2 separate regions of the Homo sapiens genome follow, and region 2 is linked to region 1. The links are chromatin contacts, found by Hi-C in ENCODE. All regions are on one chromosome and are shown on one strand. The core of a region is the stretch at or near the end of the contact, and the rest is flanking DNA. Distances in the headings are between cores, read along the strand shown. Region 1 overlaps LINC01091 (long intergenic non-protein coding RNA 1091). Region 2 has its middle 330 kb from the start of LINC01091.

Region 1 (7,235 bases), core at 2,843-5,342:
ACTAAACTGATGTAAATCACATTCTTTATAATTCCTCTATGATTGTTTTTATTTAATTTGGGGTTGCTGAATGTAAAATATGGCTTACATTAATCAAATTAATAAAAACTTTCAATTTTCTAGTTACCATGTAGTGCTTAATACATTGAAAATGTGAAGCAAAACTTAAAATATTTATTTAACTAAAATTGTATTTACTTTTGAAAATAATTTCCAGGAAAGAGATCAACTACTAAAATAAATGCAGCTATTTTAAGTAGAAAGATACATCCATAAGGAGAAAAAAAGTGTGTGAAGGCATTGTAAACATTGTAAATGTTTTCCAAGACTTTTAGTATAAGAACATGAGTTCAGCTCATGGATGCCTTTGATACATCACACTATTATCATAATGGACTTTAGTTTGAAAACCTTTTGTGGCTTAAGCATAAACAGTTATGTAAGTCAAATCAGAAATGTCCAAAAATAATCTTAGCTATGTGTAGAGCCTCCAAATATTGTATGTGTGTAAGTACCAGATACAATTTCTTTTTCTTTTGGTACGCTATTATTTATAAACTCATGTAAATATTTATAATTGTGGCTATGCAAAAAATACATAACAATGTCTCGAATAAATGCCTCCTTGTGAGAAATAAGCTACGGCACTTACATTACATTATATACATTTGAGTCTGTTATATGGCATACAGAAGAATATAAAATGTCAGGAAGTAAACGAACTTCCTAAGAAATCACCTTTAAAATATATTTGATCTAAGCTGCATGCAATTTGAAGAATACTGCTGATCCATCATTCTAGTTATAATGCTGCCTCTTCCATGAACATCTCAATTCACCATCTGGAAGTAATCTCATCCTCCTCCAAGCTGCCTCAAAATTTTATTTTCATTTCCTCTCTCCATGTTCTCACTATCATGTTATATACCACTAAGATTAATTTGGAAAAATCCATCTTTTGCTAGACTATAAACTCCTTGAGGGAAAATGATGCAACTTGAAAATATTTGTAAATACCATCCACACACATCCATTTCTTACTATCTCTTAGTAAGTGTTGATTGAATGAATTCATACATTTTTCTTCCTGGACAGCTCTAAGCTAGAGGAGTAGTAAACTTTATAGCTTTTGTTTTGATTTTCTCTCAGGATGAAATGCTTTGGAGATCCCAAATCCAGTAAAAGACTCCAAATAGAGCTGACAAAAGGTATCCAATTTTCACTGAGTTATCTGCAGAGGGGCATCTCTACCTGGCCCCAAGCAGTGTCTTGCAGTTCTCAGCCATTTCCATGTATGACTTGTCACTAGTGCACATTTTATCATCAAAAAAGAAATTCCATTCCTGTGAAAAACCTGGAAGATACAGCCATGACTAGTCAACAAAAGGGGACAAGAAGTTTGGAGTAAAATGCAATGATAAAGTAGGGCCATGGTTTCGTTGAGGCCTGGTCTGCTGAAGAGTGGACAGCCATATTGGTATCCAAGTTAGATGTCAGTAGAGCACAGCAGAAAGAGCGCTTACTGGACTGGGGTTGGAGCCTGGATCCCAGCTCTTACTTGCCACTTGGTAATTTTTTTATTTTAATTTTTATTTTTTTTGTGTGACAGAGTCTCGCTCTTTCGCCCAGGCCGAGGTGCACTAGCGCTCTCAGCTCACTGCAAGCTCTGCCTCCCAGGTTCACGCCATTTTCCTGCCTCAGCCTCCCGAGTAGCTGGGACTACAGGCGCCCACCACCGCTCCTGGCTAATTTTTTGTATTTTTAGTAGAGACGGGGTTTCACCATGATAGCCAGGATGGTCTCGTTAGCCAGGATGGTCTCGATCTCCTGACCTCGTGATCCACCCGCCTCGGCCTCCCAAAGTACTGGGATTACAGGCGTGAGCCACCGCCCCTGCCGCCACTTGGTAATTCTTGACTCAAGTAAGACCAATTAACATCACTTGGCCTTGGAGTATTCTAAGTCTTTTATTTTATAAATTGAAGAGGTTAAACTCAATGTGCTCTGATGTTCCTATAAACTTCTATGATCAGAAATCAAATATTTCGTAAGCCTCTTGGTAACTATTCAAATCTAAACAGTATTTTTAGGATTTTCTTAAGCATGGTATCTGAGTCTGAAACACATGGTAATAAGAGCCATAGTAATAGTGATAATAATGATGATAATAAAATAGCTGTCATTTATTTATCTGCAAATATTCATAAGGGCCTAGCTTGTGTCAGATGCTGTTCTAGGCAATGAGGGCACGGGAGAGAAGGACACATACCTGAGTTTGGGGAGTTTATATTCTAGTTTAGGGAGATGACATTTAACAAGTGTAATACAGCATGTCTAATTGTGATAAGGACTCAAAGAGAAACAGTACAAGGATTGGCAATGAAGAGTGCTGAAAGGCATTTCAGAGCATTCTTTAAAATACTTATTAGGAGCCATGAATTTTACAGGGATTCTCTCATTTCATCCTAACAATAATCTTATAAAAATTATTATCTTATACCTACTGTACAGATGAAAGAAGTGGGCTCAGAGACATCAATGAAATGGCTCAGGGTCACACAGATCGTTAAGTAGTGAAACTCTAGAGCCCAAGTCCTAACCATTATGTGGTACTGCTTTCTACCAGATGATACAATACAAGTCTCTAACGATCTCATAAACCAATATAAACACACAGATTCTGTACACTCAGAGCTCCTTTTCTTTCCTGCTGTGTTTATCCATAAAACCTATTGAAAGTGTTAATATTATTAGGAGGTAGCATCCTGGCACATATGATTTTTTCCTAAATCAGTGCATCTTGGGCAATGTTTGAAAAGCAGCACATAATAACCACAATTAAAAGACCAAAACTTAACAAGAGAGAAAAATCATTACAAAGACTTCATGGCATGTTCCTCAACTGTACTAGGTTGGTGAAATATTCTATACAGATGGACCCTAGGATACCAAAATTATATTTGTGCATTAGTCCTGTTCAAGGAAATACAAATCACATTTCAATGCAATAAAATAATTAACACCAGAGACTGTAATAGAATCAAATTTCACATAGAGCAGGGACACACAAGGGTAACATAGTGAAATGGTTAAATGCATGGATTCAGTACTCAAATACATGTTCCAGCTTGCTCTGTCACTAACTCTACCTTCTTAAAAGCCTACTATCTTCTCTGAATGCTGGTTTTCTTATCATTATGATAGTAATAATAATAGTATCAATCTTATATGTTTTGTGAGAATTAAAAGAGTTAATGCATGTTAAAGGCTTAGCTCAGTACCATCAAACAGGAAATGTACAATAAATCTTATTTATTACTGTTATTATCATGAATGGATGTGCCACCTTGAGCAAAGGGGATTTGAATGCTCAGAGAAGTAAAAGGTCTGACACTTAACAGGATACCTGATGTTATTTTTCCAAGAACCTATCTACACATGAGTGTTGAAGGAACCACTACTCCCCCTTCCCAAATTGCTGCCTCGGGAATATATTTAGAAACTAATTGTTAACAGTAGCAGCATATCCAAACAAAAAGGGCAATGACATAACTTTGACTCATTTCTGTACATTTATATAAATAATTCAACTAATGAGTGTCTTACAAGAAGAAAGAATGAAGATGACGCCACTGGTATGTAAAAATATTCATATCAACTCAGCCCCTTTTGTTAACTCTCAATAGCTACTGATTATCTGATTATTCCTTCTCATCTGTGTTTGGATGACTTCAAGGCACTTCCCAGCAAGTAAACTCATAATATTAAAGCAATGTTCTTTCCCAATTTATACCAGATTTCATCCCATCATATCAACAGCCCATATAGCCAAAGAAAGGGCTTTCTTACACATGGTTTCCATGGTGTTTATGCCTTTCTATCCTAAACAGACAGATGCATTAAGCAATGCATGTCAATCCCATTATGAGGCTGTGAAATGGGCAGAAGTTTTGTTACACACTCATGCAATCACACACATTGTGAACATCCTGTTTATTTGGCTCATCCTCTGATGATTGGCTGTGGTATATCAGCACATTACTGACAGCTGGGAATTTCTCCAGTGGAACATGCCTTTCCTATGACAAACATCCAACGAGCAATGGGAACATGTGTCTGCCCACTGTGCCCATACAAAGCAGCCCAGTTTCTCCAAATGCAGAGCATATTGGGTGCTTGGATTTTCTCAGAATGCCACCGACAGGCCCCTGGTGACCTTTAGGGGCCATATGAGATAATACATTCTTAGACTCCTATTTCCGGACTGCTTTGGGCAAGGTCAGGATGGCAAATGTCCCACTTCCACAATATCAGATGTTACGGTAATTCCTTTTAGCTAATGTGTAAGAGCAAAGGAATGCCTTCAAACCTCATCTAGGCCCTGTGGAATCTGTTGAAAATGCATGACAGCTGTGGGCTTTGGCGAGGTTGTCTGTGAATGTATGAGATTTGGAAACCATTCAAAGCTAGAAATAACTGTACAACTCATAACCCTTCACCACTGCTCACTCTCTCTCTCTCTCTCTCTCCCCCCTCTCCCCCCCCTCCGCCCCCCGTCATGTCATTCTCTCTTCCCATCACTCATTTCTCATGCACTGTATCTGGGTCACAATCTCATCCTCCTGACTCAAATGCATCATCACTGCTGGGAACTGTGGATAACATCCTCCACACAAAAAGATGGGAAAAGAAGAAAGAGGCAGGGGTGGCAGTGGGGGCAACAGAAGGATTTTAATAACGCACAAGAACAGGAAATTGAGAAAGATCTTTTTTTTCAGTATCCAACTGGGAGTTGAGAAGCAGCAGCAAACTCACACTTATTTAAAGGCCCATCTGCAGGTAGAATCATCCTCGGGTGCTCGAATGATGTGTAAAGGCACTTGTTTTCCTAAACCTGAATAATACTTTGAAAGGCTATGGCTATTTATACTTCACTTTTGAAACTTGTATGTGTATTTTATGCACCTCACCATTAACTCTCACAGCAAAAGAGTTTGTGAGTGACATTTTTGAGAAAAGTAGGATAATTAGGAAAAGGAACTGAGAGAAAAGGGGTCAAGCTCAAAAGCCGGCTTTTTATTCAAATGACTTATACCCAACTACACTATTGATTCTGACCTCAGAATTCCTACTCTTGAAATTTTGACTTAAATTATCATCTCCAGATTCAAAGACTCAGCAACCTGGTTCATAAACAATGTGACACCCTGGTAATCACTGGCTTTTTTCCTGTAACTTCTGCTACTTCTACATAGATTTAACATACTACCTCTTGGCACAATCAGGTTGTTCCAGCAGTTTTTACTTTCTAGTTAAACCCAGGTTTTTCACATGGTGGCTGTGGGTCAGTCATTGACCATAATGACTTTTCAGCAGTCTAAGCTAAGAGGCACATTATCCACAGTTTAGCCAGGATGGAGCTTTACAACTAATGAATTATTTTGGCAGTTAATATTATCCCACTGATACCCTAAAATGAAACAAAAACACATAGATAACATTAAAACAACTAATTTAGAACATGGGAAACTATGTAAAGAAGGAAAAAAAAACCTTCCTATACAGAATTTTGCTGCATGCTCTCATGAATTTCATTAGCTACACGGATCTAATTGAGTGTTGAGAAGCAAAGGAAAAACAGGTCTGCCATCCATACACTAACGCTTACGGCATCTAACGCAAAGGAGAGATCCCCATAGAAACTCACAGAGAAGGCCACAGATGCTCCCTCAGGGGCATTCACTCTTACATTTAGATCATTTCTAATTAGCTATGTTATCTGGATTCCCAGGCCACGATGAATTAAAAACTGCACTAGAGGAAGACAGGGATCTAGGAGAGGGGAGCGTGCTGGCAACAGGCAGGGGCACAGCTGGTCAGCTCACAGCAAGAGAAAAGAGCAGCATGATTGTCAGGGTATTTAGGAAAGAGGCCCCAGAACATTATAATATCACACAGAACAATAATGGATGTGTATAATGTTGACCCTGGGTCAGCAGGGAGAAGATGCATTCTGTATAAGAATCCAGAGAACTATACAATATGTTTTAGGTATATTTATATCAAAACAATTTAAGTTATAAATTTTGGTACTTCAAAGGAGTTGATTTCCTTTATGTCTAAAATGAAAATACATGAAATACTTCTCCGTCTCCAAATAACAGATTTTATTAAATCACTGTATTTAAATACAGAAGACTTATACATAAAATTTAATATCAGTGTCTCTTATTTTTTTTTGCTCAGACTCCACAAGATACACATTGCATGCCATTGTCTTTAATTAAACACGTCCTAAATAACTTCAAGAGTATCCTACCACAGCCAGGCATGGTGGCTCACATCTGTAATCCTAGCACTTTGGGAAGCCGAGGTGGGCAGATCACTTGAGGTCAGGAGTTCGAGACCAGCCTGTCCATCATGGCGAAACCCTGTCTCTACTAAAAATACAAAAAATCAGCTGGGTGTGGTGGCGTGCGCCTGTAATCCCAGCTACTCAGAAGGCTGAGGCAGGAGAATTGTTTGAACCTGGGAGGTGGAGGTTGCAGTGAGCTGAGATCACGCCATTGCACTCCAGCCTGGGTGACAGAGCTAGACCCTGTCTCAAAAAAAAAAAAAAAAGAAAGAAAGAATATCCTATCACAAAAAGAAATCTAAAAAATTGTGAAAGTATCACTCTATACACATACACACACACATGTACACCACACCAACGACATGAACACTGAAGGAGTGTACCTTCAATGTCAGTTTCACAAAGGGAAGGGCAATGAATTAGTCAAGCAGAGTGAGGTGACGAGCATTTCACATGAAGGACATTCACAGGCAGATTCAGGAAGGAGGTAGAAATGCTTAGGAATTAGTTTGTCTAGATGAAAGGCTAGGTGCTTGTCCTCCTGTCTCATCATGACTTCCCTCTTTTCTCAACTTCTCAGTGCTCACTCTTCCTGGTGCTGACATTCTCATGCCTTGTCATAACATCAAGGCTATATACCAACCTGGCTCTCATTCTGTAGCTATGACTCCACCTACTGCTAAGCTCCTTTTGTAAATTCTGCAGTGGACACCTTTGGGATTGTCTACCAGCACCACATCCCCTTATTCTGATAACTGCCCTTCACCCTATTGCTTTAGCTTCCTAAGGTTGCCACAGTAAATGACCACAAACTGGGTGATTTATTACAGCAGAAATTAATTATCTCTCAGTTCTAGAGGCTGGAAGCCAGAAATCAAGG
Region 2 (7,235 bases), core at 2,741-5,240, 140 kb before region 1:
ACTGCCTTCACAAGATGAGTTGGAAAGTGTGATTCCCTTTTCCATTTTTTTGAAAAAAAAATTGTATGATTCGTATAATATCTTCTTAGACTTGAGGTAATTTACTATGAAAAAGATGTAGGCCTAGAATTTTCTTGGTGTTAAGGTTTCTGAAAGAAATTCAACATTTCTTTTTTCTTTTCTTTTTTTGAGACAAAGTTTCGCTCTTGTCGCCCAAGCTGGAGTGCAATGGCATGATCTCAGCTCACTGCAACCTCCACCTCCTGGGTTCGGGCAATACTCCTGCCTCACCCTCCTGAGTAGTTGGGATTACAGGCGTGCACCACCACGCCCAGCTAATTTTTTGTATTTTTAGTAGAGATGGGGTTTCACCAGTTTGGCCAGGATGGTCTCAAACTCCTGACCTCAGGTGACCTGTCCACCTCAGCCTCCCAAAATGCTGAGATTACAGGCGTGAGCCACCGCGCCTGGCTGAAATTCAACATTTCTGATACATAAGGCATTTGAATTTTGTGTTTCACCAGGTATCAGATTTGGTAAGTTGTGTGTTTCAAGGAATTTGATCATTTCATCTATGTTGGCAGAGTCATACACATAAAACTGTTCAAAATATCTCTTCAAAATCCTTTTGATTTTTCTAAGATCTAGAGTAATATCCCATCTTTCAACCCTGATATTAGATTTTTGTGATTTCTTTCTTCTTATCTTCATCTGTCTTGCTAGAGTTTATAAATTTTATTAACCTTTTCAAAAGTCACCTCTTGGTTTTGCAAACATTTTCAATCATGTCTGTTTTCTACTTCTTTTATTTCTGCTGTTATCATTATTACTTCTATCTATTAGGTTTAACTTTCTCACCTTTTGCTAATTTCTTAAAAATTCTTATGATTATCTTAGTGTAATTACAATGGCTTATTACAGTAGAAAATTAGATCATTAATCTTAAGGCTTCCTTTGCTTCTGATAAAATCATTTAAAGCTATAAATGTCATTCTAGGTACCATATTAGCTGCATACCACAAATTTTGATATGCTGTTTTTTTATCAGCCTTCAGTTCAAAATTCTTTCTAATTTCTTAGTGATTTCTTCATTTATTCATTGGTTATTCAGAAGCTGATTTGTTAATTTTCAAATGTTAGAACTTTTCTACATATCTTATTGATGTAAAACTTAATTTTTTATGGTCACAGAGGGTAATTACTAGTACTATCTAGTCCTTTGAAATTCACTGAGACTTGTTTTATGGTCCAGCATAATTTATCCTGGTTCATAGTTCATGTGCACTTCAAAACAATGCATAGTCTGCACTTGTATGGGGGGCTCAATAAGTGTCTGTGAGGTAAAAAATGGTTGACAGTATTATTTATATTTTCACTTCTCTTGCTTTATTCTTAATTTTACTATCCATTACTTGGAGAAGTGTGTTAATAGCTCAAAATATGATTATGGATTTTTCTATGTCTTCTTTTTTAATCTATCAGTTGTTGTTTTATCTATCAGTTGTTTCACATATCTTAAAACTGTTTTAGGCACATTCACATTTAAATGAAGTCTTTTTAATGCAGTCACTATTGTTACTTATAGCATATAGCTATTTAGTTTTATTATAAATAGTATTTGCAAAGTATAGCATTTTTTATCCTTTTTACTTTCAAGCCGTTTGTGCCTTTTTAGTTAAAATGTATCCTTTGGAGACAGCATATTTACCTTGCTCTTACTGTTTTATACAGATTAACACTGTTTGCCTTTTTATTGAAAAATTTTGTCCATTTACATTTAATGAACTGATTGCTGTGGTTGAATTTAGGCCTGCCATTTTTTCTTTCTTTTTTCTTTTTTTTTAAATCTGTTATTGTTGTTGCTTATTCATTTCTCCTTTCCTGACTTCTTTTGGGTTAATCAATTACTTTTTGAATTCTATTTTGATTTCTTTGTTGACTTTTCAATATATCTCTGCATTTTTGGCAGATGCTGTAAAAATTACAATACCTATTTTTAAGTACTAACAATATATGTAGAGTACTACTTTATATAAAATATATAGGAATCTTTAACAATGTAATTCAGTTTACTACCCCATATTCTCTATGCTTTCTTGATATATACATGCATATGTAGATAATATATTATATATGTGTGTGCGTGTGTGTGTGTGCATGTGTATGTGTATAAGACCCAGCCTACTGGGTTTTAATTTTTTTTAATATGATCACATTTTTTATTAAAAGTTGTTCCCTAGCATAAATAGTATATATTTTAATGTTTCTATGTATTCATTGTTTACTTGATGTGCAGTGGATAACATCCATTATCAATAGCTTTATTTGGGGTTACAATTATGTAAGAAATTGTCACTTTTTACTTTATATGCTTATATTGTTTGAATACTTACTAAAAACCATCACAGGTCCTTAAAAAGTACATAAATAAATAAACAGTTGTTCTCAACCAAGGCCAATTTTGCCCTCTGGGAGAAATTTGGCATTATTTAGAGACATTTTTGATTGGAGGGGGTGGGGTGCTGCTGACAACAAATGGGTAGAGGCCAAGAGTGCTGCCAAAAATCTTACGATGTATAGGAGAGTCCCCCAAACAAAGAATTATCTTCTGCAAAATGTCTGTATTGACAAAACAATGAAATTTAAACATATAGGTCTAAGTCCAGTTTACTTACTTACAGCTAATTAAGGACATTTGTTAAAAAAGTTCAAAGTTCCAAAGTCCCTCCAGATACAACATTTGTATTCAAACCTAAAGAGCTACACTCTCTAAGCTCATTTGAAGTACTTATTAGCTGATGATGAGTCATTGAGTTTGTTAAGTGAATTAATCATGTTGTGTGATTCCACGTGAGCGATTTAAAGGCCACTGGAAAAAAAGTCAGAGCTTCAAACAAGGGAGTCTCCACTACCAGCTGTTTTCTTTTCCCTTTGTTTCTCCTGGCATGCAAATACCATCAAAGTAATCATTGCTGGGTTTTCTTTGTTTAGAAGTATGAGAGAAAGAGGTTAAAAAATAATTCCAGTACAATTATATTTGCCTATTAAATAAATCCTAATAATTCAAATCCCTTCAGATAAAATTACCACACATTTCTTAAAGTACAATGTCTGGTTTCCATTTTCAAAGGATCTTTTCAAGCTTTATAAAACACACTGTTAAAATGATAATAAAGCCAACTTTGGCAAAGAACACAGGATTTCAAGCTACACTTGGGTGTGAATCTCAGTATTCACCACTTCCTAAATTTGTGATTACTGTCCTCCCAGACCTCCTTCAAGTCTCATTACTATAGTTTTTTAATCCATAAAATATAGGTAATACTGATCTCAGGTGGTTGAGAAACACTTTGCACGAAATCAAACACAAACAAGGTGTTTAGCTAATCCAAAGCTTTATTCTATCTTGAGAAACTGATGTGTCAACTCTGTGACAGCCTCTGTGGATGAGGAATATATCCCCAGTAAATTGGCATCTGTGCTGAGCTATCTACTACAGGTGACAACATTTGTGCCCCTGGAGACACAGATGCAGTTTGTCACAGATCACTCATTTTAATTATGCCTACAGTGAGTAAGGGAAATAAACGGTGGCTGCAACACTCTTATTATCTTCCCAAGGAAATGCAGTGAATTCATCTTGGAAAAGACTGGTTTAGTAACCTTCAGTGAGTGAACTCTTTATCCAGAAGTCTTTGAGGCCTGCAGCTCACAGACCTGATTTGCTCAAGAAAGTCCTGGCTTACTGGGTATTCTGAAACCCATGAAAAAAGAAGGGTCCAGACAATAAACCCACTATTTTACAGGACAGCCTCAAAATTGCCAGCAATACTAAAGTCACTTTCATACCACCCTCAAAGATTTACTAGAGAGGCCTCCTCCAGTCCTCCAAGAACAATCAAATCAAAACACACTCATGCGTGCGCACACACGCAGACACACACACACACACACACACAGAGAGATACTCTAACAAATGGCATATCTTCCACCTTATGCATTGACTGCCACAGCTGCTCCCCCGACAGGGTATTCAATCATGCAAATGTCTTGTGTTTGAAGGCTGTTTCCACTTCCAGTCAGGCACGTTGTTTTCAGCACATCTGACAAAATAGGCCAGATCTGCACAGCAACTTTTGAGAGGAAGTGCAACAAAAGACATCCAGCTGTGCTGAATTAAAAGGTCGTCATTCATCACCTTCCATCAGTCAAAAAGCAAAAGGAGGCTGACGTTATTTGTAAGAAATTTAAGGGTGTTATTATTCACCTGTAATTAAAAAGAATGGTTTGATTTGGCTTGTAGCCTAGAGAAGTATGAATGCTTTTATTTTGCCAGGTTATGAATTTTTCCAAGTACTGAATAGGTCTGAGAATGAGGCAATAAGATGGAGGGACTTTGTAAAGTAGAATTTTCCTCAACCTGTATTCACTTGCATTTTGTTTGTTTTTTAATTGACTGTTTCTTTATCTTTGCTTTTCTGCTTTAGAGAAGTACTGCCAGAAAATAAAAATCAAATGGAATTTTGAGTCTATCAACATGAAAAAGTCCATGCTAAAGGTTTTAGATTTCCCCAAAAGAGAAAATCTGAGAAAATGTATTACAGATGAAGTTGCTTTTTCCGGATATGCTACATATTCAGAAACAGTAGAGAGATCATGGCTTTTGTGGTATAAAGTAAAAAAATATATATGCATGGCAGGCATAGTAGAGATAGATAATTTTTAAATATTTTTATGTATCTGAAGTTCTGGAAGATGAATATAAGAATTTGTCAAGAGATTTTTAAAATGAATTCTCTTTCAGCCCTTCTTTTTATTCCAGGAAGAGTTTAGGGCAACTTGAAGACACATTAAAACACAATGTTAATATTAATTGCATGAGAAAAACAGAACAAAAGGAAAAGCAAAGAAGAAAACATAAGATGAAGCTAAGATTGAGGCATACAAACCAAACATATATCAATGTATTTACTAGAGCTAAGCTACACATGTGGCCCTGAGTTTTCTAGCAGCCAATTCAAAGAGGGAGCTGAGATTAGTTATGTGATGTGTAATGCCCACAAAATTAAAACAGAAGAGGCATATGTATTATTTGGGTATGTAAATGAGCATGGTGTCATAGGTCTGGAATTTGTTAGTAAACATGTTTTCTAAAAATATGTCCTGGGAAAGTTATCAATTTTCTGTAACAATTATAAGCATTTATGTGTTTTTCTGACACCAATAAGAATAAAAACAAAAAAATTCCTTCAGCGTTGCCTAAATTGTTATTGCAGGCTAATAGAGAGTATGTGCACTCCATGCAGGTCTTGGTCAATGTCTTCATCTGTTTGGGCTGCTATGCTAATACCATGGACTAAGTGGCTCATAAACAACAAAAAATTTATTTTTCACAGTTTTGGAGGCTGCCAAGTCCAAGATCAAACCACCAGCAGTTTCAGTGTCTGGTGAGAGATCACTCCTGGTTCATAGATGGATGGCCATCTTTTCACTGTGTCCTCACATGGTGGAAGGAGCCAGGGAGCTGTCTTCACTAATTTCATATAAAGGCACTAGCTCTATTCATAGAGGCTTTGCCCTCATGACCTAAGCACATCCAAAGACCTCATTTCCTCATACCATCACATTGCGAATTAAGATTTAACATATGAATTGGGGTAGGGGGCAGGGACACAAACATTCAGTGGATAGCAGCCAGTAGGAGCAGCACAAAAGAGCAGTTTCAGGTAAAGGGCTAGGAGCCCTGAGATCTTGGTTTTATTATATCTCATTGCATTCAGTAGTAGACTGAAGTACAGGAAGGGAAGGAATGGAGGGCACTGAAATTTAAGCTGCTTGGATGCCCTATATAATATTTGGTATTCTGAAAACACTTTACACTTGCCAGTAAGTGAATCCAGATGGTATTCAAATAAGTTTAGCCAACATGATTATCTTGACTTGCTGATGTGGAAAGCCAGGACCTGATTGATTTGCCCAAGGCCTTTCAATTCCTAAGGAGACACCATACAGCTTTTACCACTTCCTGTACATCCAGTAGGCCAAAGAGAGTCGAGTCCTGGAAGAAAACACAGACTTTCATATTTCTTGTTCTTGGCTTGGCTCAGCAGATCACAGACCCTTCTAAACAAAGGGGAAAATGTCTATCATCATAACTTGGCTGGTCCCTTTTTCAATGATTTCCTACAAAGCAACCCATAGCCAATTTTTCAGATCTACTGCTTAATTCGTTTAGGTCCATTTTTATTAGTACTCAAGTTATTTTCCTGAATAATTACAAAGAAAACCTTTTCCCCCTTACTCATCAGAAATAGAGCTATATAAGAATAGCTGGAACCCAGAAAAGAAAATATACAATTTCAAGTTTGCATGGATGTATTCTCATTTCTAAACAATACAAAAAAAAATTGTTAAATTTTGCTATTTTCAGGATGGACATTGTACATTTATTCTCTGGGGCAATTTTTCCAAACTTTCCTGCTGAAGAAAATTACCTCATCTTCCCTATTTCTTTCAAAAAGTAGTTTCCCCAGCCCCACTCAGACTTGCTGAATCAGAATCTTTCAAGAAGGTAAAGGTCTGTTCAGGGAAATTATGTCAACAAAGACTCTGGACCCTGGTCAAGATTCAATTCAAATCTCACTTCTGCCACCTATGAGCTGTGTGAATTTGGCCAAGTGGCTTACCCTCCCTGTATCTCTATTTCTTCATATGTGAAATGAAAATCTAGCCCCTTGAGGAGCCCAAATTTAAAGACAGATTAGTAAATGAAAGTTCAGCAAAGGAAATCAAAGAGGAGTCAAAGACAATCTTTGAATCAGTCTATTTCTTTTTTATATATATATACTTTAAGTTATAGGGTACATGTGCACAACCTGCAGGTTTGTTACATATGTATACATGTGCCATGTTGGTGTGCTGCACCCATTAACTCTTCATTTACATTAGGTATATCTCCTAATGCTATCCCTCCCCCATTCTCCCACTCCACAACAGGCCCCAGTGTGTGATGTTCCCCTTCCTGTGTCCAAGTGTGGAAAGACTGCCTCTTCAAGTGGGTCCCTGACCCCTGAGTAGCATAACTGGGAGGCACCCCCCAGTAGGGACAGACTGACAGCCCACACGGCTGGGTACACCTCTGAGACGAAGCTTCCAGAGGAACGATCAGGCAGCAACATTTGCTGTTCAGCAATATTTGCTGCTCTGCAGCCTCCGCTGCTGATACCCAGGCAAAC

The links. Hi-C counts contacts between places; a loop is a spot of excess contacts on that map. Pooled maps may share reads with other maps.
Region 2: a map of endothelial cell of umbilical vein shows a loop between it and region 1 (8-fold over the local background). The contact joins two enhancer-like sites. A Hi-C loop is called at or near these places in 3 of 168 maps with a recorded cell type or tissue (IMR-90, chondrocyte and endothelial cell of umbilical vein) and 5 of 50 pooled maps.

The regions. Positions count from the first base shown.
Region 1 is chr4:123,829,673-123,836,907 of GRCh38, reverse strand. The region is part of intron 4 of LINC01091 (long intergenic non-protein coding RNA 1091); the gene reads right to left. Among named protein-coding and RNA genes, the nearest start is that of LINC01091, 180 kb to the right of the region's middle. RefSeq lists a silencer at 4,180-4,474. Within about 2 kb of position 4,092, at least 15 of the 41 ENCODE cell types and tissues checked have a DNase peak (open chromatin) inside an H3K27ac peak, as active enhancers do; they include endothelial cell of umbilical vein, where a contact is called at or near this core.
Region 2 is chr4:123,973,331-123,980,565 of GRCh38, reverse strand. No RefSeq gene overlaps it. Among named protein-coding and RNA genes, the nearest start is that of LINC01091, 330 kb to the right of the region's middle. Within about 2 kb of position 3,990, at least 4 of the 41 ENCODE cell types and tissues checked have a DNase peak (open chromatin) inside an H3K27ac peak, as active enhancers do; they include endothelial cell of umbilical vein, where a contact is called at or near this core.